Regions from separate parts of the Mus musculus genome. Here regions 1 and 3 are each linked to region 2. The links are chromatin loops, found by intact Hi-C in ENCODE. Cell type or tissue: left cerebral cortex. All regions are shown on one strand.

Evidence for each region. A loop is a pair of places that touch in the nucleus more often than their neighbours do. Peaks named below come from ENCODE experiments on the same cell type or tissue, not always from the same donor. Only the 100,000 strongest peaks of a DNase experiment are listed, where the experiment ranks them.
Region 1: a loop joins it to region 2, with 9 times the contacts of the local background. A loop is called at or near these places in 21 of 42 quality-filtered maps.
Region 3: a loop joins it to region 2, with 2.1 times the contacts of the local background. A loop is called at or near these places in 4 of 42 quality-filtered maps.

What each region holds. Positions count from the first base shown.
Region 1 is chr1:125,555,662-125,563,661 of GRCm38, reverse strand. Slc35f5 (solute carrier family 35, member F5) reads right to left here and starts at 2,660. Exons shown (of 16, transcript NM_028787.5): 1 at 2,378-2,660; 2 at 1,297-1,387; 3 at 1,021-1,162. The coding sequence starts at 2,417. In left cerebral cortex, a CTCF peak has its summit at 743 (motif pointing left); DNase peaks (open chromatin) are centred at 2,269, 2,767 and 3,171; H3K4me3 peaks cover 2,163 bases; H3K27ac peaks cover 1,976 bases.
Region 2 is chr1:125,430,312-125,438,311 of GRCm38, reverse strand. It overlaps Actr3 (ARP3 actin-related protein 3), which reads left to right and starts at 2,585. Exons shown (of 12, transcript NM_023735.2): 1 at 2,585-3,027. The coding sequence starts at 2,984. In left cerebral cortex, no CTCF peak of the experiment used is centred here; DNase peaks (open chromatin) are centred at 2,456 and 3,512; H3K4me3 peaks cover 3,178 bases; H3K27ac peaks cover 1,900 bases.
Region 3 is chr1:125,491,534-125,499,533 of GRCm38, reverse strand. No RefSeq gene overlaps it. Among named protein-coding and RNA genes, the nearest start is that of Actr3, 60 kb to the right of the region's middle. In left cerebral cortex, no CTCF peak of the experiment used is centred here; a DNase peak (open chromatin) is centred at 4,723.

The DNA.
Region 1 (8,000 bases), 130 kb before region 2:
TCTAACCTCTAGATATAAATTGTTAAATTATAATTTAATCTACAACTTTTGTGTTCTAAATCCTTGGCACATTTACACACACATACATCTAAATAAATAAGTAAATAAATAAATGTAATAAAAACTATAAACAACAAAATTGTTATCTTCTTCTTACAAGGATCATTAACAAAAAAGAAGTATACAAACTCAAAGTAAAATTAGCTTATAAACTCAAAGTACCACACTACTCCCAATGAGACATCGATTAACAAACAGCTTAACTGAAGCCAAACACTGCAATTTTGATAAAAATGTGTGACTCAGTAAACACACAAGTGTGGATTCACCAGTGTATGCATGTGGATAACAGTGGCTTATACATGAAAAATCTGATGACTTATGTTTATTTTCCAAAAATACCCTCTTTTTCAAATTTATTCTTATGTATCAAGAATCTACTAAGCTATATACCCAGACCCTTACTTTCTACTGTCCCTCAATGTTTGTTCCCTAAAAAACAGTATTTATGAAGAAATAAATTCAATTTTGACTAACACAAAACCACCTTTTATGTAATTAAAAAAAAATCTTCTGAGATATGTTTCCTACAAATGTGAGAAAGCTGTAGGTAGGACTGTAGAAATGGCTCCATGATTCAAAGAGCTTAGTATTCCTTCAGAGTTTAGTCCCCAGTACCCACGTTACAGGACTAACAATTATCTAAGTTCCAAGGACTCAGATGCCCCCTTCTGGCCTCCACAGGCACGTGTGCACACATGTGCATATATAGACACACATACACACAAAGTTTTTGTACCTTCAGAAAACAACAAAGAGCATCCTGTCAATTTTTACTTTAAATGACACTAATTCAGTACCAAAGAAAAACAAAGAATTCAACAATATTTAAAATACTGATGTTAGAAGCATGAAAATACTATAGCTTGACACTATATGTTATCCTACATCATTAGCAAAATCCTCTAGGTCCATGTTAATTCTATCACAGTGCAACATCATTGGTGGAGAAATACATACCGAGGTGAGTTCTGAGGATGCCACCCATATCACATCAACCAGCAGGAGAATCACTATCCCCAGGGCCATTCGCCTGCGCTGACTGAAACCACTGCTCTGGGAATTCACACGGTTCATGATAAACACATAAACCATTTGCAGTCTGTTAGTTTAGAAAACAGAGATCTCATTAGAGCCTCTTTGAGAAGAACCACATAAAAATTAGAAATCCAGCCCAAGGAAACAAGAGACATTTGCTAGTAGTCTCTGCTTTTTACTGATAACATGAGAATTTACCTTGTTGCAAGGGCTTCTCTGAGATCCTCAAATGCAATGCCTGCAAAGCGGGCAGAGCCCAGTCCAAATGGAGGTAAAGAACTCAGCCCACCTAAAACAGCACCACAGAAATAACGCTTAGGGAAAGTTCAAGTGTAAAATCACATCTTTTCCACTCTTCACCTTCAAGGACTATCAAAATGTATGCAACAGAAGCCACCCTGGGGACATGTAGCTTAGTAGTGCAATGCTTGCCTAGCATGCATGAGTTCTTGGGTTGCATCCCAAACACTTCCCAAACTGGGCACAGTGGCACGTGTCTATAATCCTAGCACTTGGAAAGTGTGGGGTGTGGGGGGAGGGGAAACCAGAGAATCAGAAGATCAAAGTCAGTCAGAATACATACTGAGTTCAAGGCCAGCATGGGCCATATGAGACTGTGTCACAAAATAATAACAACAGCAAAACAAATACAAACAAGAAATCCCATGCTAGCGGTGTCGCTCAGCTAGTAGAGTGCGGAACCAGGCCATAAGCCTGGTGTGCTGGTGCATGCCTGTAAGGCAGAAGACAGAAGTTCAAGGTTACCCTTGGCTACAAAGTGATTTTTGAGACCAGTCTCGGATACCTAAGACCTGTCCCCGACCTGACACCTCCCAGCCCCCCAAAAATAAAAGGTTATACTCAAAGAGGTCCTGGGTACCAGGCGGGTAAAAAAAACGAGAGAGAGAGAAGAAGATTCCACATATGGCACATTGAAGAGTGCTGTAAACGGATCCTCGAAGTCTCATAAACAGAACTCTCTAGATTCTCCCTTCAGGACATCCGCCCCTGGCAGTCTAGACACGCGTGTCCTTACCCCCCCATCTCCAGGGGATTCAGCTCGCTGACAGGAAGTGATGTGCGAGGGTCCACTCCCCTCACGTGAGAACCAGGATCATCCTCGCTCCCCACCCGCCCAGTCACGACAGAAAACAGCTGGCACAGGGAAGCCGCCCCTTGGCGAGGGAAAGACATGAGGAAAACCCAGCCTCTTGCCTCGTGAGGGGCGTGAGAACTCTGACCCGTCCTCCCTGGCCGCGGACGCCGGCCCACCGCCTACCTGGCCTTCCTGCCCCTCGATGGAGTCGTGGCGGCACCATGAGCGGCCCCGGCTCGGCCCGCCGCCCAGAGCCGCCGCCTCACACCGCACGCACAGACCCCAGCATCGTGCCCCACAGCAAGCCCAACTTAAGAAGCTGCGCTGCCCCTCGGCTCAAGGCCGCGGCTGTCACAGCACTCGGCCCCGACGGAGGGGAGTGACCCAGGCCACCGGACGGCGCTGGCAGCGAGAGTCCTGGAGGCCCGGATTGCGGCCGCGGCCCAGGCCCCGCCCCCGGCCGGTCAGCCAGCCAGGCCACGCCCACTGCTGGCCAAACAAGCCCATCCCACGGCTGGCCAACCGGCAGGCCCCGCCTCCTGCCCGTCAGCCAGTCAGACTCCACCCCCGACCTATTGACCACCTAGAGCTGCCCTTTGAGCAATTAGCTAGGCGAGATCCCAGTCAAGCTCCGCCCCTGGGTAGCGAACCTGGCAGCGCATCCCGGTAGACAGGAACCGCTCCGGGTACCCTGGACCCCATCCTGGAGACTCTAGGCCCCCAGCTTGTCCACCAACTAGGTGACATCCTCCCCATCACTCAGTGAGTCAACCGGTCAAGCTCAGCTCTCAGTTCGTCCACCCGGCGTCCATTCTGCCTCCTCCCCCAGTTGACAATCCATACCCTAGGCCTGGGTGGTCTGCCCAGAGCCCCGCCCCCCAGACAGCCCGGCAGTCCCCGCCCCTGTCCAGTCAGCTTCAGCGGCCCCGCCCCCTAGCCCAAAGACTGCGGGCGCGCAGGTTACGTCACGCCGGACGCGACTTCGGACCGGGGGAGGGCACGTTTCCTGGTTCTTGTTGCCGTAGTGTGGACGCCAGCCTTGAACAGGCTTGTGGCTTGGAGTCGTGACAGTGGCGCGAAGGAACAGAGAAGGGAAGAGAACAGAGCGGAGAGGGCGGGGATGTCTAGAAGAGGGAGAACCCAGCCCTGGCAAGGCTGCCAGACTTCCCCACTGCCCCGCCCTGAAGCGAAAGCTGACTGCACCATTTCTTCCAGTGTTTAAGCAAGCATTTTCCAGTAGCCCTTTCTAAAATCAGGCAGTGTAGCTTGGCGCCCCGTTGGATTCCTAGATCGTTTTTGTCCGTAAACTAGAGCTTCATTCTTGCAGTTAGAAGTTGTAGACCAGGTTATTCATCTCCCTGGCCCTCACTTTTTTTATGGGAAGAAAAAAACAAAAACAAAGCCATAAAACCATGTGAGTGCCTCGGCTGTATGTTTACACCCAGTATACATACATTCTCAAACAAATCAGTTCAGCCTGTGACACATAAGACCTCCACAGATGCTAACCATGGGTTTTTGTTTTATGGGTATTGAAGCTCCCATAAAATTGAAAAATTGGCCAGGATCCTGATTTATATTTAGATTAACACGAGACTTAAGGCTTCTGTAGCCACAATTGCATTGTTAGCATTTTTATCAAATGAGGCAAGGAAATATTTTTTTCTCATGTAGTCACTGTGTTTCATCCTTCTCTTTTAACTTTGTCTACAAAGTCTTATGACTAAAATTAAGATGGACATTTTGTGATCTGGTCGGATTCTAAAAAACTCCTGGCATCAAACACTTCTAGTCACTGAGAAACCCACTGCTGGAACAGGAGAGATAACTTAGTGGACAAAAGTCCTTGCTGTGCAAGCATGAGGTCCTGAGTTTAGATCCCTAGCGCCCATGTAAAAAGCTGGGCTTGGTCATGTGCACATTTGCAACCCCAGCACGATGAGAGGCAGAGATGGAAGGATCTGTCTTGCTACTTGCCAGACACTTCCGGTTCAGTAAGGAGTAAGGAGAGTGACAGAGCAGGATACCTAATGGTCTCTGGCCTCTGTCTGTACACTCCTGCACACAAACAAACACAACTTGCTTGGTCATTCAGTTAAGAACAAATGATTAAGCATACTGTAGTGGTTTGAATAAGTTTGGCCCAGGGAGTGGCACTATTTGGAGATGTGGCCTTGGAGTAGGTGTGTCACTGTGGGGGTGGGCTTTAAAACACTCTCCCTAGCTTCCTGGAAGTCAGTATTCTCTTAGCAGTCTTCAGATGAAGAGGTAGAATTCTCAGCTCCTCCTGCACCATGCCTGCCTGGATGCTGTCATGCTCCTGCCTTGATGATAATGGACTGAACCTCTGAACCTGTAAGCCAGCCCCAATTAAATGTTGTCTTTATATTGTTGCCTTGGTCACGGTGTCTGTTCACAGCAGTAAAACTCTAACATTCTATCTGTTTTTACCTGTTTAAAATCTGATCCATCCTCTTTCTAAGTATTGGCTGGCTCCATCAACTCCCAAGAAAGTGCGCCGTCTTTAAAAGGAAAGGGAAAAAACTTATCATTCAGAGTACATAGCCACAGTGTAGCAAGTACTTGAAGTTACTGTACTACATAGTAGGTATTTGGTTATACCCATACACCATATTATTCCAGCACAAGCTTTTCCGTCTTTTAACATCTGATATAGTGAATCAGTCAAGATCAAGAGTCAAGGCCATACATGATGGCATATGCCTTTAATCCCAGTGCTTTAATTTCAAGGTCTACCTAGTCTACATAGTGAGTTACAAGACAGGTAAAGCTATATAGTGAGATGAGAGAGAGGGAGAGAGGGAAGGAGGGAGAGAGAGAGAGAGAGCCAGCCTGGAAACTACTATGAGGACCAAGCTGGCCTTGAAATCACATAGATCTGCCTGCCTCTCCATCCTGAATGCTGGGATCAAAGGTATGTGCTACCACACACCCAGCACATGGGTTTTAGTTCTGAAAACTTATTATAGAATATTGAGGATTATTTACAGTGTGCCTTAGATTCTCCATATATAAATATGGATTGCTTAAAATGACAGCACCTACACACAAGCTACTACTATTACTACGTATTCCTAGAGCATCTGCTAAAGGACAGTGGTGACAGTGTTTGTGTGTGGAATAAAATCATTCTAGGTAGATTATTTTCATGCACTCTCAAAACTAATTTAACTATTCCAGTAATATTTTCCTCCAGCTGTCTTAGGGAAATTCTCTAAGAGTGCTCCATAAAACCAGGCTTATCTGGCTAGATAGTTTGTTTTGTTTTTGTTTGGGTTTTTTGTTTTGTTTTGTTTTTTGTCAGCTTGGCACAATCCAGGATTATCTGAGGGAGCTGGGAAAGTGCCCCCATCAGATTGGCCCTTAGGGTATTTTCTTAATGACTGATGTGAGAAAGCACAGCCCACTGAGAGCAGTGCCACTCCTGGCGCATGTGGTCCCTTGGTTGTATAAGAAAACTGAGGGGTATGCCAATAAGCAGCACTTCTCCATGGCCTCTGCTTCAGTTCCTGCCTCCAGGTTCCTCCCCTGCTTGAGTTCCTGTCTTGGCATCCCTCAGTGATAGACTATTGTCTTAGTTAGGATTTTCATTGCTGGGAAGAGACACCATGACAAAGGCAACTCTTATAAGGACAACATTTAATTGGGGCTCGCTTACAGGTTCAGAGGTTCAGTCCATTATCATCAAGGCAGGAAGCATGGCAGTGTGCAGGCACACATGGTGCTGGAGGAGCTGAGAGTTCTACATCTTGTTCCGAAGGCAGCTAGGAGAAGACTGATTTCCAGGAAGCTAGAAGGAGGGTTTCTCAAAGCCCACCCCAACAATGACACACTTCCTTCAAGAAAGCCACACCTCCTAATAGTATCACTCCCTGAGCCATGCTTATTCAAACTACCACAACTATGAGGTAGGCATGTAAATAAACCCTTCCTCCTTATCAAAACAGTAGAAATGTAACCAGAACAGTGGTCCTGCTATGGTTTTTTTACAACAGCACCAGCCTGACTGTGTTGGTGGGTTTTATGTCAACGAGACACGAGCTTGAGTCACCTGAGAGGTAGAAACTCTAATTGAGAAAATGTTTTTATAAGATCGGCTATAGGCAAGAGTGCAGGGCATCTTTCCTATTAGTGATTCATGTGGGATGACCCGTCCTATAGTGGGTGGTGCATCCTTGGACTGGTGGTTCTGGATGCTACAAGAAAGCAGTCTGAGCAAGCCCTGAAGGGCAAGCTAGTCAGCAGCATCCCCCATGACCTCTGCATCATCTCCTGACTCCAGGTTCCTGCCCTGATTGAGTTCTTTTGGTGATGAATCCTTGGATGATGAACTGTGATATGGGCCATGGCATTTTATCACTGCACTAGTAATCCTAAGACACTGATCAATTCAGGCATTTTTGCCCCATTTTTACTCAGATTAAATCCTCAGTCATTTAAAAGTCTTGGAAAATAACTGTTGTCTAGTCTAGTAACCTCAAGTCCTGGGGTTTTTGTTTGTTTGTTTTTCCTTCAGAGAGTTAGGGATCAAACTTAAAGTTTGCATATGCTAGGCAGAATCACAACCATCTGTAATGTCTACTTATGGCTGTTCTCAAACTCCTGGACTCAATCCTTCCTGCTATAGAGTAACTGGATCCACCCTGTATATACCACCATTTCTGGCTGGCTTCATCTCTTAATTATATGGGAGATAGGTCTTAGAAACGTGTCATTGCCTTTCCCTTCCCACCAAATGTCAATGGTGTGCTTTCAGTCTTCATTCCACAACAACAAGGATTCTCATTTTGTTTTCCATTATGCAGAATAGCAGCAGTTACTAAGCTGGTAGTCACTATTTCTTAAGTGAACTTGAGCATCCTTTGCCCCTTGATCATTCCAGCATAATGAATCACTTTCTTGTCTCCATTCCTATCTGCTTGTAGCTCTTTACCTAACTTCATGGGCTTGATCTTTTTATTCATTTCCTTTTTACTCTCCGGAGTTGATCACTCTAAAAGGTGAAAATTGTGAAATTTATCATAATTTGCTAAGATCCATCTGGTATTGAGTGTAACCCCTTTCAAAACATTCCCAGAAATGCAATCCAGAAAATGCAATCCTCCCAAACTATTTGTGCCATAATATAAAATCAAATTTGTGTGTGTCCAGCCTTGTCCTCCATTGCTAGCCAGTCTACCAGTCTCAAAGGCTACAATTTAAGTTCAAGGCCTAGGAAGCTACAGATGATTCTGCCCGGAGACATTAGGCCTCTACGTTGACAGTTGAACCTACTTTTAAATCCATGAATCCCAAATATGGGAAAAAGTGCACAACCAAATGCAAAGAAACAGAGATATTGACAGTCCTTTTACCTATAGGTTACATGCCATGGATCTAACTAGACACAGATATAAAATGCCCAGAAAAATTACACCGGTGTTGAACATGTGAAGACTTTCTCTTACTGTCATTTCCCCCTAAGCAATATGATATAAAAACTGTTTCTATTTATATTGCTGGAAAGATGGGTTATAGGGGAAAATACTTGCCATGTAAGCACAAGGATCCAAGTTCTATCCTCCAGAACCCACATTTAAAAAAGAAAAAGCTATACTCAACAAAACTGGAAAACCTGGACGAAATGGACAAATTTCTGGACAGATACCAGGTGCCAAAGTTGAATCAGGATCAAGTTGACCATCTAAACAGTCCCATATCACCTAAAGAAATAGAAGCAGTTATTAATAGTCTCCCAACCAAAAAAAGCCCAGGACCAGATGGGTTTAGTGCAGAGTTCTATCAG
Region 2 (8,000 bases):
TTTTTTTTTCCCCCTAGCTCTTTTGATACGTTCCAAGTTGCTTTAGGATAAACTTGAGTATGCTTAGAGGTAGCTACACATTTCTGAACCACCCTCTTTCTCAGGGTTCGTTTTTCATCACATCCTCTTTGGCTGTCTTCATTTTAACCACTGAAGGGAAGAGGTCAGATTCCCCTCCCCCAGGCCTGCCTCAAGTCAGGTCCTGGACACATGCACCTTCTTCTCTTCTCGGGAACCCCCCTCCCTTCCTTCCTCTGTTTCTTACTCTGTGGCAGAGCCACTTATCTTGTTCAAGTGTGTCTGCTCTGCTGTTTGCCAACTCTTCACCTGTTTCTCACAGTTCTCAGCACTTTTCTGTGGCTCTTAATACAATCTGTTTCTCTACTCACAGGCAGAACTCTGATCCCACACCCCTTATCTATTCTTTGCCCCACTATATTAAGGATCAATATAGTCTCTGCCACACAGAGCTGGTGAAAATACTTTTCACCAAATGACTAACATTAATAAGAGAAAAGTCGGTATTTTACCCCTCAGGTCAGCTTACCTAACCTGATAACAGAATTTTCTGCATTGAATAACACATCTTTTCTTAATGTATTATTATGGTCTCATATAAGCAAACCTAGATTAGCCTGCTCAAAATATGCTCTCCAGTACAGTATGGCACAGGGGGTATGGGGGTGACCAAACACTTTTGGATGAGGCCTGCTCTTCAGAAGGGAATTTAGGCAGATTATGCTAAACCTGTCCAAACCTCCCATGGTTTAGGCCGTCACAGGCTGTATAGGGAAACCTGTTGCCCTACTCAATAGACCTGTTGTAATATTACCTTGTAAACACTGATATTTCTACACATATCATGCTGAGGGTAGGTGACTACTGACCATCAGCCTTAGATGGTCCATCTATGCAGACCCTCACCACTCCACAAAGCTCGGGGAGCATCATGGAGGAGGGGATGGGGGTGCATAGAAGATGCTGTCTTCTGGACATGACACAGATTTTGCAGTTATAGTTTCCTGAAGATCTAGCCAAGATCAGTCAGCATTTCAACCAAACTGACTGGATTCAGGAGATTACCAAAAAATAAATGAAAATCAGAGGGGACAGGAAGGGAGGAGGAAGAAGAGGAAGAAGAGGAAGAGGAGAAAAGGAGGAGGAGGAGGAGGAGGAGGAGGAGGAGGAGGAGGAGGAGGAGGAGGAGGAGGAATACATTGGGATATCCAGGGGAGCCAGAGAGAAGGTTCTGGGTAAATTCAATCAAGATATAGCATTTACATGTATGGGATTGCTAAAGAATAAATAAAAGACAAGCCTGTTGGGAAGGAAAGCTATTAACTTTCCAGGTTCCTGCTGATGAGAAAGTAAATTCTCAGGTTCTACTGCACATTGATTTTGCCTAATCCCCTGGGAGATGACCCAGCAACATACTTTAAGCTTTCTATGTTACTCTGATGTATTCAAGTTTTAAAAGTATTACTTTTTAAGTCTGTGATGTAAAAAAATACATATCTTTTTCTCATCTTTCTTTCTTTTTCTTTTTCTTTTTTTTTCCAACTAGAAAAAGTTGGTATCACGTTAACAGCACTCCACAGAAGGAAATTCATTGTCACTTCAACCGGAATAGAGGCCACCTGCACAGAGTCTATTTTGTAGAACACAACCTCTGGGACACTGGCCTTTCTTAAAGGCCGGAGATAATCTCACTACTCTTGAAAGAAGTTTATCATCACCCCAAAACCCAAATAAAGGCCATTTGTACAGGCTATGTAGAGCATAACCTCTGGGAAACTTGATTTTTTAATTTTTGTTTTATATTTTCTTATGAGGGGGAGGATGTGCGCAAAATCAAAGAACAACTTGTGGGGGTCTTTTCATTCCTTCCAGCATGTGGATCTCCAAGGGCTCAAACTCAGGTTAGTGAGTGCAAGCATCTTTACCTGCTAAGCCATGTCACTGATCCAACACTTGCCTTTCTTGGAAGACACACAGGAATCCCCAAACCCTGAAGAAGGTGGGTTTGTTATTGTTCAACCTAACGTCTTGGATCCTTGCCTGTCTTAAAAGCAAAGGCCCACCATTTTGGGGAGCTTGCAAACTACAATGCAATAGTATAACTGACATAAATCTCAGGACACATCCCTTTTCTGACTGCTCACCTACAGCGATTATGGGGACATGCCGCTGACCACGTTTCCAATTAGCCCTTCACCCCACAGTAGAAAGCCTCCTGCCCATGGCTCAAGTTAGCAGAGAAGAAACACACTCAACACCCACCACCACCAAAAGCCAGCTTCCTAACTAAATAACTGCCTGACTTCTGGGCTGCCACCGGCCAGAAAATGCGAACTGGAATCTTCGCAAGTCGGAAGCGGAGCCGCGACCCACAGCTGCGCGCCACTGCGCATGCGTAGCCGCTTCTGGACCCCCTTCAAGCTCAGCTTGGCTTCTGGGCTTCCAGCTATTTGAAAACCCAAAGTGGACTTTCTGGCTATCCGGAAGGGAGCCGGGGCCGGGCGGCCGCACAGTACATCGCACGCACGCGCGCGCGTGCTCGCTCCTCCCACCCGGAACCGGAAGTGGGAGCGATCGCGGCCTGGGGCCTGGCCTGGCCGGGGCGTCGGCAGCGGCGGCCATCTTGGCTCCCCGCGGAAAGGCAGTGCGAGGGGGAAGAAGTTGTAGGGTGGGGGCGGGAGCGAGGAGGAGGAGGAGGAGGGCGGAGAGCGGAGGGGTAGAGGAGGAGGCCGCGGCAGGGTAGGGCGGGGACAGCCAGCCTGCCGGCCGGCCAGCCTGCTGGGCTTGCGGAAGTACTAGCCGACTGCTCACTCGCTCCTGCTCGGGCTTCCCACAGCTCCCTCCCTTCCTCCCTCCCTCCCGACCGAGGGCGGCCCGGGCCGGTGCATGGTCAGCCAGCTCCCATCTCTAGCTCCCCGGCCTCTCAGCAGCACGGAACGGACGGCAGCGGCGGGCGAGGAGGAAGATGGCGGGACGGCTGCCGGCCTGTGTGGTGGACTGTGGCACGGGGTACGGCGGGTCTTCGGGGTGGGGGAGACTGAGGCCGGGGACGGGCGGAGGAGGGAGATGAATGGGGGGAGCCGGCCAGACTGGCGAGGGGTGGTGCCGGGAGCCTCCCGGGACAGAGATCTTTTCCAGGCCCTTCCTTTCCGAGGAGGCCGTCTGGCCCACCTGGCTGTCCTTTCCCTTCTCTCCCCTTTGCTGCCTGTGAAGCAGGGCACCCACCGAGGACCTCCAGACCTAGGAGCAAGGAAAAGAGAGAGAGAGAGAGAGAGAGAGAGAGAGAGAGAGAGAGAGAGAGAGAGAGAGAGAGAGAGAAGCGCTCCTTGCAGATTTTGCAAGATCGCGGTGACAACTCTCGATCTCTTAGGGCGTGTGGGTGGGGAGAGCGACGAACCAGGCTGTGAAAATGGGAAGCTAGCATGGGGGGCTTTTGCAGCGGACCCACGCGCCGCCTGGTTTCCGCCCACACCCATTCGTAGCCATCTCCCACTACCCATTGAACCAAGTCAGTTCCAGCGAGGAGGATCTCACGGGGGTTATAGCTCTTGCCTCAAAAAAGTCCCTTGGTGAGCAAGCGCGCTGCAACTTCCTTAGTTTTGTCAAAGCCGCTTCCTGCTTTCCGTCTTTTATAGCCTTATAAGGTAGTTTTTCGTCTCGAACGTTACCACGTCTTATTAGAACTTTCAAAATTAAGCAGGTTGCATAAAGAGTACATTATGAGTGGTAGGTATCAATATGTCTGAACTAGAAAAAAAAATGTTCTTGTGTGTCCACGGAGGGAGACAGAGGGGAGAGAAGGGACGCACCCTGGAACCTAAACGTTTGTTCACGTTCGTTTTGTGACTGTGTCTTGAAAACTGAAAGGGGGTATAAAGGAATGTGTTTGATTTAAAGTAATTGTTTCTGATAGTAGTGTGGTTGACTAAAATGACTTTAAAGTAGTGGTTTTGTATTAATGAACCTTGTCAAGAGTTACAACTTGCTCTGGGTAGTGACCTAGAGAGAAGACTGTACATTTTTTTATGTTCTACGTTGAAATCCTTGGTGGAGGAAGAGGCCTGTCTGATCTCGAATCCCCCAAATACATCAGTGGTTTTGAGGATAGTTGCCAACCTTTTTCCTCTTATTCTCCCTACCACAGTTATTTAAGCGATGCCTTTTCTTTCCCTCCACACTAGTTAAAACTCTTCTGCCTTTATTTGTAATTTTGTCAGGCAGCTGGAAACAACAGAAAACTTTTTTTTTCTTGGAAAACACTAGTCTAGTCTTGGAATTTCTATGTATTTTCTTAGTTGACATTTTATTAAAGTTAGGTTTTCTTTTAATCCAGTGTCACCTCCCTGAAGTGTTTCTGTGTATGTGTTTAAGTTTATCCTTTTGTAGTTTAATTGATCAGTTGTTGGATGTTAGAGCCATTTTAAAAATTAGAATTAGCCAGAGTGAATAGGACTTTTCAAGTGTATTGTATTGAAGTGACAGATAGTGCTATGTTGTACTTTCATGCTTTAGAAATCACTGTCAGTAGAACCACATAGTCACTGATCACCTTATAAATAATGCCATGGCTGCTTAAGTAGGATTTGTCTTTTTATTCTTTTTATGTATCTATTTTCCTCTTTTGGAATGCAGTTTTGGTTATTTTTGAATGAATAGTATTTGGTACTTGAACTTAATTGTCCCTAAGTGACCTTTTTTCTTAAAGGGCAACCTTGAATTAAGAACACATTTGGAGTGGCCAGGAAAAGTGGTACAACTTATACCTAGGCTATTTCTGTGTCATATCTCAATTACTAAATCATTACATTACTATATTGATCTCACCTTACAAGGAGAGCTTAGCTGGACAGTCATTTATTTATATATGGATGAAAATGATTAAAGTCACATTCTCTGTTCAGTATTTTTACCTTTGCTCACAGTCTGGATTTCCCAATTTTTCTTTATTTTGCTTCTGAAGCGCGCGCGCGCGTGTGTGTGTTTACCCCCATGTTTGTTTGGCTATTCAAGATAACAACTTAGAAAGTCATACTTGAGCTTTGTTAGGAAAGTCTTCTCTCAGTGCCCAAGATAAATAGCATGTACAAGAATGACTGGCAGGGAGTTTTACATCTGAAATAACTTGTTTCCCAAACGCAAAAGGTGTCCCTTTAGTTTGTGGCCCCCTCCCCCGCCCCAGCACCATTGCACTTACTCTTAGGTCTTACTACAATTACGCTTCTAGAGTAAGTGAACATTTACAGGTTGCCCATCCCAACTCATTAAAGAATTGCAAAAAGGGGTAGTGTGTTAAACTTGATGGTGATCTTACAAACTGGAAATGTTAGGACACATGAGGTTTAATTCCAGAACTTTAAATTAAGAAACTTAGAGCATAAATTCATCATCATGACCTAGGTTCACATCATGAAGTTTTTTCAAATACCTAATGAATTAAGAAAGGAACACTTCATATCTGTATCAGGTCAACATACTTTTTGGTCTGTATTGTAGAATAAAATTCCTGCTCAGAGAGCTGTTTGCTTCAAAACAAAATGTAGGCTTGGGAATGTAGCTGAGGGGAAGGTGCCTCATCAGCATGCACAAGGCTCTGCTTCAGACCCCAGTCCAACCGGCTGAGGAGCAGCCATGAGAAAAGCAAGTTTTAAAGCTTTAAAAGGATGTAATGCTTCTGTAAATAGAGTTATCCGAAGGGAGTTTCCTTCTGCCTGTCTCCTTCGTTTCTGCAACAATGCAGTATGGAGTTTTCTTTTCTCTCTTTATGAATTCTGGTTTTCACTCAGAAACTGCTTTGGTGGCTTATTTCCAGTGATTAAATAACAGGTTAATATATAGTCTTATTTTACAAGTCTTGGATATAGTTAAATAAATTACAGAATTTCTCAGATCTATTTTTTTTAAGCATCTTCCAACTGTAAAGCACAAATACTTTTGTTGGCTTTGATGAAAGTTGAGCTTTATAATCTACCCTGTGGCCGGGTCCTAGAAGTTAAAGACAGGATGAGTTTGAGCGTAGTGGGAAGCCATGGGTGAATGAAGGCCTGCCTGTGAAGTTCAACTTTGTTGCTTGGATTCTCTTCATAATGTGTTATAACATCTAAAAGGCAGGAACATTCATACTATCTGGATAACAAAAATTCATTAAGGTTCTTGTTATTGGTAACTTGTGTGTGTTTGGATCACAGACTGCTGCTATGGAGAAGTCAGGTTCTTCAGACTCTCCTGCTAGTGTCTTTCCTGCTCGCCAGCTTCAAGTTGAAGTACTCGTACTGACTTTGGGATGCATTGTGTCTAGTGACCTTTAAGGTTTATTGTTAAACACAGTTTAGGATTTTTATTTTCAAGATCAGAGGGAAAAGTCTGGCTACTGGTGAACCTGATGGCCAGGATTTTAACTTGTTCTATCTTATTTAACTTGTGACAGCTTTTTTTTTAGTTAGTAGGTGGTGGAGTAGGTGCTTGGACTAAGTTCTGAATTTAGGCCTGTGGGGTTCCTTGAGAGTTCCCTTTCATAGAACTGCATACATCATCTGTTAGTAAAATTAATCCAACTTAATTCTTGATTACAGTAATATTGCAAAAATAATCCTAGCCTTATGAATTTGATTCAGTTAACTAGTGAAAATTTTTTGTCTTTCTTGAGATTTTCTTTTCCTAAAGATCTTAATTTTTAGACTATTTCCTTGTTCCTGAAAAAAAGAGAGAGAGACTCAGGTTTTTCAGGAAATACCATTTCGTGAGAGCCATGTGCAACACTTGTGGCAAGTGCTGTGCTTCAGCTCCTGGCCTTCCCTTCACCTTGTTCAGGGTTGTTTGCATTATGTAGATAAGAAACTTAAGTTCCAGGTTAAACCACTTGCCTGGGTGCAGTAACGTGGAGCCCAGAGGACCAACCACTGAAGTTTTTGATGATTTCAGTAGTTTGGGTTGGAGAGGGATTAATTGATTCGCTAGTTACTTGAGGATGGTCGAGGTTTACTTCATACTTCCCAGTAGGCCAGCCACTCTTGGAATTATAATAAAAATGTCTAATACCTTCTGCCTTCATGAATTTTAATTCTAATTTTAAAAAATTTAAGGGTGTGAGTTTCATATCATGTTTCCCAGTTTCACTCATCTCAGGTCCCCTTGTATCTGCCCTCCACCCTTGTAGCCTTCCCTCAAAAACAAAACAAAAAAATCCCACAAACAAACACAATAAGACAAAGCCTAGAAAGCGTCTTGTAGTAAAAGCTCTAGTGTCCCACAGTATACCCCTCTGTCCACACAACTCTGCTTGGCGGATGCTCATTGTCGTGATGAGTAGTGGAAATCACCACGCAACTCAGGCTGCCCTTGACGGCACAGTGATTCTCCTCCCTCGGTTTCTTGAGTGCTGGGTTTACTGTTGTGAGCCGCCACAACCAGCTGATACTGGCAGTTAATCAAATGTTAAATGGGTGCTTTTCAGATAGTAGTAGCTGGTTTCCAGGTTTGCAGTGCTTGTGGTCAGGAAGTCAAGCAAGATGTAATGACTGTCAGATTTGAGCTTTCTTTTTAAGGAGCTGCTTAGCTGCACAGGAGAGTATTTTACAAAAGAAAGGAAGGAAAAGTGTGTTTGTGCATAGTGTTGGTGGGAAGAGTGGCTGCTGGCCTCCTTTATGAGTTTTGGGCTGTTTGATAACAAAATGTGAGTTTATATTGTACACTGTGAACTAACATTTATCCAGTATCTACTGAGTACCAGATTTTATATTTCAGCAAAATTTTGGTTGCTAAAGAATTTTACTTTATAGGGAATTAGGGAATCCAAATTCTGAATAATAATAAGATCATTTACTGAGTGGAATGTAGTAGGACTGCATCTAGGAAGGGTAGAGGAACAGGACTTGGTGTATAGCAGCAACTCTGATCTGTATTGAATGTGCTCCTGATTTTAACAATGAATGAATGTGAACAGGAATTAGGAATAGGAATTAGTTTTGTTCTTTGTTTTATTTATT
Region 3 (8,000 bases), 61 kb before region 2:
TTCTGCATGCTAGGCAAGTGCTCTGCCACTAAGACACATTGAAGACCCTACAGCTCCATGTTTAATTCTATGTTATTCCTATGCTGCATCAAACTCTAAGACAGACAGTACTGAGTTTTGTGATAGTCTTCTACATAATAAATAAGCTACATCTGGCCTGAGAGCAAGTAGAAAGGTTTTTTTTTTAATTCATAATTTATATAAGAAACACAAAACTCAAACTTTCAAGCCAAATAGTAAATATATTCTACGGTAAGACAAATAAATATTCATAGGAATTTTTTTTTCTAAGTCTTCCTAAAAGTGACAAGCCTGTAGTTGGAGTACAAAGAGCAATGAATATTAAATGCCAGTGGAAGCCACAACTGCCTGAAGACTCCAGCACACAGATCTTTACAGATGTTTCTTCTTCAGATAAAATCTAGCTGCAGAGGATGTCTCATGGAGTTGTGCCTGTAACACTTCAATAAGCTCTCATCCATTCTGATTGGCAAGAAAAGAGATAAAGAGGGGGAGCAGCCTGGTGGATACACTTATTGTGCCTAAGGACTCTACACTCACCATGGGAAAGGCAGGAAGGCAGATAGGAAGGGGGTATATCTGGTTTACAAGTTATAATCCATTACTGAGGGGAGCTAAGACAGGGACTTAATGCAGGAGCTTAAAGCAGAGAGCATGGTGGAACACTGCTTATTGGCTTGTATCCTGGCTCATAATCAGCTACCCTTCCTATCCATCCCAAGTCCACTTACTAGGGATAGTATTGCCCACGGTGGGCTGGGCCCTCCTACATCAATTAGTAATCAAAGAAATGCTCCAAGACACTCCCATAAGCCAATCCAATCGCAGCAGCTCCTCAAATGAGGTTCCCTCTTCCTAGGCTTGTCAAGTTGACAATTATGACAGATGAGCTATGTTAACACTACCATCACAGGTGCTTCTGGGGTTAGAGAGGTTTAGTTAATGTCTTAGTTAGGGTTATTATTGCTATAATGAAACACCATGACCAAAGAAATCTGAGGAAGAAAGGGTGTATTCGGCTTACACTTCCATATTGCCATTCATCATTGAAGTAAGACAGGGCAGGAACTTGAACAGGGCAAGAACAGAGGCAGGAGCTGATGCAGAGAACATGGAGGGATGCTTTTTACTGGCTTGCTCCCCATGGCTTGCTCAGCCTATTTTCTTATAGAACACAGAACCACCAGCTCAGGGATGGCACCACCCACAATGGGCTGGACCCTCCCCATCAGTCACTAACTAAATAAAAATGCCTTGCATCTGGATCTTCAGAGGCATTTTATTTTTTTCAATTCCTTCTTGCAGATCACTTTAGCTTGTGTCAAGTTGGCTTACAACTAAACAGCACAGTTGCCAACGCTGATATATTTTTTCCAGCTGGAATTTATTATGGCAGAGTTTATTTATTTGGTGTGCACATATATGTGGAGATCAGGGGACTGCCTGCAGGAGTCAGTTCTCTCTTTCTACTACATGGCCTCTGGCTTGGCTGCAACTGCCTTTGCTCATTGAGGCCGGGATCTGGCTGGTTCCAAGCTATATTGAAACTCCATACTTCTGACTTCTGAGCCCTTCCCTCTTAGCAGGAGCCTTCTTCCATTTTGAAACAGTGCTACTTTGCAACTGTGGCTAGCCTTTGATTGAGTGTGTAGATCAAGCTGGCCTTGAAGTTGTAGCAGTTGTCCTGACTCAGAATCCCAAGTGCTGAGACTGTGTGTGCACCCCCAACCCCAGATTATTCCACACAGCTTTTTCTGACGGCTTGCTTCTCAGAACAGGGTTTAGATCACCAGCCCACCTGACTCCATAATGAATGGCTTTTTTTTTCTGGGTTATTTGTGATAGTCTAGGACAAGTCCACAATCATCATCATCAATCATCATCATCAGGCTATGCAGAAGTACTATAGTTGGAAATAAATGGGTGATAGTATTAGGTTTACTTCTTTCCAAGTCTCGGGGATACATAAAGTTAATTTCTGATTCTTTAGACAAGATGTAGGGAGAATGTAAGATTTCAAGTCAAGTTAGTTTAGCTAGCAACTCATGTTGCCCAGACTGGCCTATAATTCAATGTGTAGCCCAAGGTGACCTGATCCTCCTGCCTCCATTTCCCAAATGCAAAGATTACAGATGCGTGCCACCACTCCCTGCTCCAGTGGCTGAAGATGGGACCCACAGCTTTTTGAATGCTAGCCAGCTTTCTACCTGACAGCCGCAGCCTAAGCTATTTATATAATGTCATCATTGGGCATAAAGAAGTCATGCTGTTCCACACCTGTCTCCAGGAAGGCCTGTTGGACCTGATTTTCCTCTCCGACTTGGAAAGAAGCCATGCAGTTGCTGTACCGCCATGGCGAAGCAGCTTGGGCTGGAATTGCTTTTCTGGATCCGAGGCTGCCTTAGCTTTTTCCTGTGCTGCATCAGCCTCATAGCAACACAGAAGCTGTACTGCGCAAACGATCCTGAGTGAGTTTCACTGGGAGTGTCAGGCCCGTGCCCTGTCATCTCGTTGGCTTGTGCTTTCTGTCACAAGGGAGGCACTTAATGAGTGTAGCCTCTGTATTCCTACAAGAGTAAGACTACAGTTACCTCCCTCTCTCTGCCCTCAGCCTCGCCCCCCCCCTCCACTTCTTTTGTTCTTTCTTTTTCTTCCTTCTTCCCTTCCCCTTCCTGCTCCTCCTCTGTTTTGACATAAAGTCTTAGTACATGACCATGATTGGCCTCGAGAGCATGGCAGTCCTCCTGCATCAGCCTCTGAATGCTGGGATGATAGACGCGCTCTACTGCATCCAGGAGCTGTTCCTTGTTATTTTGCAAGATGTGTATAGAGGGTATGGACCTACTCTACTCATATATACACATGCACACACACACATATAAACATATACATATATACACATACATACACATGTGTGTCACCAATCTTCTTGAGAGTTACTTTTCAATTTAAGATGCAATTAATATATGTTAGGGATAGGTTTGAATATGGTTTATTTCCTCTCAAGAGAAATGTGAAATTCAGTCCCTCCCTCTCCCGTGAGCTATTCAGAGGTAAAGTCACTTAAGAGGTGATAAAAAGCAAAGCACCCAGGTAGTATCAATCCTCTTCCTCTTTTCTGCCTTCTCCTACGTTTCTTGTCCAGCTATGAAACTCATATGCTTCATGTAAGCTGGAGAGGTGGCTGTTGGTATTGAAATTTGAACACAAACCCTTCTGAATCCAAATGCTTTCTTCTAATGAATCTCAAAGATTCGTCTCCCTATTTACACACCACCAGATTCCATGAAGCAGAACGTGAACACATTGGCCATCCGTGCCGTCATGAGTGGTGTGTGGGTGGGTGATCCTGAGGGATTTGCTAGGTTTCTTTCTTTCCTTTTTTTTTTTTTTTTTTTTTTTTTTTTTGGTTTTTCGAGACAGGGTTTCTCTGTGTAGCCCTGGCTGTCCTGGAACTCACTTTGTAGACCAGGCTGGCCTCGAACTCAGAAATCCGCCTGCCTCTGCCTCCCGAGTGCTGGGATTAAAGGTGTGCGCCACCACGCCTGGCTCGTGCGCCACCATGCCCGGCTGGCTGCTAGGTTTCACACTTGCTTCCTGTCCTGGATCTGCCCTAACCTCTGACCTACCTGAGACTCCGCCCCCAAGAGGGTGGTTACCAGATACAGCCCCTCACTCACAGGGTTTGGTTATGGTTTCATTAGCAACAGAAGACAGCATAAGTACAGGCTTTCCTATGCCTGCCCCTGTCTTGAAATAATGACTTGGAGCTCTTTATATTTATTAATAAGCTTTAGGCAGCTTCTGATCTATTCTAATCCTACAACGCTGGCTTGGACTACTTGTCAGCCTACTTCCAAGCCACATGGCCTATTACCTGCCATCTTAGGCTTGCTCTGGCACCTCCCTCTCCATTCCTGTCGGGGATGGCGACACCCAGGTCCCACCTGAAACTCTTTTCCTCTGTCTGGGCACAGAAGTCCCGCCTTTTGCTCTCCTGCCCAGCTATTGGCTGTTCAGCTCTTTGTTTGACCAATAGGAGATGATGGAGTCAGGAACTGCTTCATAATAATACCAAAGTCCAGACTGCAAGATTGGGTTCAGAAATCAGCCACTGAAAACACAGTGCACATAACATCCCCCAACAGAAGACACTAAGTCAAATTTAAGGGGAGTTACAGCCTCAAGTTTTACCAAAGTAATTAATCTTGACGTTGCTCTCACTCCACAGAAAGGTAAACTTCAGGCTAGTGAGATGGCTCAGAAGGTAAAAACACTTAACCAGGGAACCTAATAATCTGAGTTCAAGCCTCAGGCCACGGCATGGTGGAAGAGAAAATCTCACAATCTGACTTCAATGTGTCTTGACATGTGCCCTGCCTCGGAATATGCCCGGCCTCCATACAAATTATTACATGTCATAAAGAAACAACTATAAAAGACAACTTTAAAGAGATGCATCCTGACAAATCTCTAATCCTCACACTTGGGAGGCTGAGGCAGAGGATCGTGAGTTTGGGGTCAGTCTGAGCTACACCGGAAGGCACTAACTCTGAAAAAGATAACCTTTAAGATGGAAGCCGATTTCTGAACATTTCACATTTGTCTGATCTTCTCCAATTTCCTGCCCGTGGTTCTTCTGCCTTTGGAAGAATTTTTAAAAATCACATTATATCTATATTTGGGAAATTGTTCGTCACAAGCTCCCTCTCCATCTGCTGGCACTCATGTCAAACAAATGTTCACGTTCTCCCACTGATTTTGAATAGTCCAACTCAATGCATTGTCTTCAATTCGATTTATGTTTCAGATAGGTAATGCCTGCATGGTACACAAAACATGCACACATACAAATAAATATACACATATGGACAGACATATACACATACATACATACTTATACAAACACACACATACAACACATACATAAACATACACACTACATACATACATACATACATAAACATACATACCACACCCAGGCATACAGGTATTCACAAACACACTACAAATACTATATATGTGTGTGTGTGTGTGTGTGTGTGTGTGTGTGTGTGTGTATACATATCCGTATATGTATGTATATGTATATACATACATATATACACATGAACACACACACAAACTCATTTATTACACATGCACACATATAAGCAAACATACATACACACATACACACACGTATACTAAGGGAAGTCTCTGTCTTCCAGTAACTTAGTCTCTTCTCAACATTCTTCAGAGCTAATCTATATTTGTAAAGATGGACACATGTCACCGCTTAGTGTTGTGTATATACAAACATATCTACACTTGTATAAATATATATGTACCTATAAAATAAAAATAGATGCATTTAAAATAAGATCATATACAAGCACACTCATGCACTGTCTTTGTGTGTGTACCTGCACGAATGTTTGTGTGTATGTATGCATGAAGGTTTATGTTCTATAAGACTGCTGACAGATTTCTCAGTCTGCAAGGAGGTTTGGGTCACTTTGAAGCTATTGGTAGGGAAAACAGCACCTGGTGTAAACTAAAATCTGTGGGAAAATCTTTATACGGCTTTCTGTATAAAAGATGCTGGAATATTCAATAAACCGTGCATGGCTGTGACAGTATCCCCTGTGTTCTGGTTAATGTGACCCTCACTTGGGACCCCATTAACACACTAAACATTGACAGTCTGTGTGCACATGTCAAGTGGGGAGGCCAGATTGGATGTTTTCCTCAATTGCACTCTATTATTTTCTTTTTTAAGATAGAGTCTCTCACTGATCTAAGCATTGGCAATTTAGCTAGGCTGTCTGGCTAGTGCATCCCAGGGATTCTCTTGCCTCTACCTTTCCAGTGCTGGGATTCTAAATGTGTCCCACCATGCTTGGCTTTATTTTATGTGAATTGAGTTCTAGCGATTGAACTCAGGTCTTTGTGCTTCTAAGCCAAGCCCTTTACCAACTGAGCCTTCTTCTCAGGGATGGGCAGATTTCTCTGAGAAAATATGAAAAATTATGAATAGATGTTGAATATACATTTTTGGAGAAAAAAACCTGTAAATAAAAGGTGAAGTGCAAGCTACCTTAGTTTTCTGGTAGCCCACCCTGGACTCAGTGTTCTTGGGCCTAAAGAAAGTCAAGGGTAGAAATCTGAGAGAGCTAGGAAATTCCCATGTGAACTGGGACTCATGAAGGGAGGAGGACTCTAAAGCAGAGCTCTGACCCAGGTGTCCTATTGCAAAGCTTAGTGCATGGGTAGCAAGGGTGATCAGAACCGTTTTTGTTCTTGTTTTTAAAGCAGAGAACATCCCTGACTAAGCCCTATAAGACACACTGACCAAGGCTGGGCTGGGGACACAGGGAATTCAGAAGTGGTACCTTTGTTAAATACCAGGACAAAAGGGCTACTGGGACTCTCTTTAAAAACTTTTTAAGATTTAAAACATTTTATGTGTGTGAGATGTATGTATATGCACCATGTGTGCACACCTAGTGTGTATGAAGGCCAGGAAAGAGCACTAGATGCCCTGGACCTGTATTTAAAGATGGTTACAAGTTGCTATAGAGGTATTAGAAACCAAAGCCAGGTCCCCTGCAAGAGCAGTACACGCTCTTAACCACTGAGGTATCTTTTCCGCCACTAACAGTTTTAATTGTATTTATTTATTCACTTATTTATTAATTCATGTGGGAGGGTAGACATATAAAAATTAGAGGACAACCTGCAGGAAACAATTATCTCCTTCCACAAATGGTTTCGGGGGATCAAATCCAGGTCAACCTTGGCAGCAAGCACCTTTACCTGGAGAGTCAAATCACCCCACTGGTTGTTTTTGTTTTTGTTTTTGTTTTTGTTTTTGTTTTTTCTCAGTCTTAGAACATTTCACCATGAAAGGGGGTACCAGGCTGTCCTAGTTAGCTTTAACTCCACTTGACATAGCCTGGAATCATCCGGCACTTCAATGAAAGGATTATCAGAATCATATTGGCCTGTGACCTGTCTCCGATTGTTGTGATTGCTAATTGATGTAGTAAGGTCTCTACCACTGTGGGCAGCACCATTCCCTAAGCAGGGGGTCTAAGACTACAAGAGCTAGCTAAGCATGAGCCTTGGTGAAGTAGCAACAGTAAATACTCTTCCATAGTTTCTGCTTCAAGTTCTTAACTTGAGCTCCTACTCTAACTTCCCACAAAGATGTGACCTGTAAGCTATTTTGGCTTTCCGCCTCCAAGTTAGAAGTATTTTACCACTGCAACAAACAAGACAAGGAACCTTGTGACTTCTGGCAGGCAGGACTCTCGGCAGAAAGAGGCAAGGAGATGTAGTTAATGGACTAATCATCATGTGTCTAAATGATCTGCCGATAAATTATGGTTGGTCCAGAAGAAGGAGGAGAGGAGGAAGAAGAGGTCAAAATGAGAAAAAGGAGGCAGGCTCATATCTGGGCCTTGCTCAAAGGCTAAATACATTTAGGCCTTTAGTCTGGCTCATTGATATCTTAACATTCTTTCTTGTTTTTATATGGGGGAGTAGGGACTGCTTCCTGTGCAGTGCCCATGGCATCCACAAGAGAGTGTCAGAGCCCCATATGTAGAGTTAGAGGCCATTGTGAGCCATATAATGCGGGGTGCTGGGAACCAAACTTCAGTCCTTGACAAGAACTAATTAGCTAATTTGGGTTGTCAACTTGACACACCTGGAAAGAGGAAGCCCCCATCAGATTAACCTGTGGACAGGTCTGTGGGCTGTTTTCTTGATTGCCAGTCGATGTAGGAGAACCCAGCCCATTGTGAACAGTATGGTTCCTGGACAGGTGGTCCCGAGCTGTAGAAGGAAGGTGTGTGAACTGGAGCCTGGGTGGAAGGCAGGAAGCAGTGACTTCAGGGTCTCTGCTCCAGTTCCCACTATCTGTTCCTGACCTGACAATGAACCACCTCACCTGTAATATGAAACAAACCCCATTTTCCAAGATGTTTTCAGCC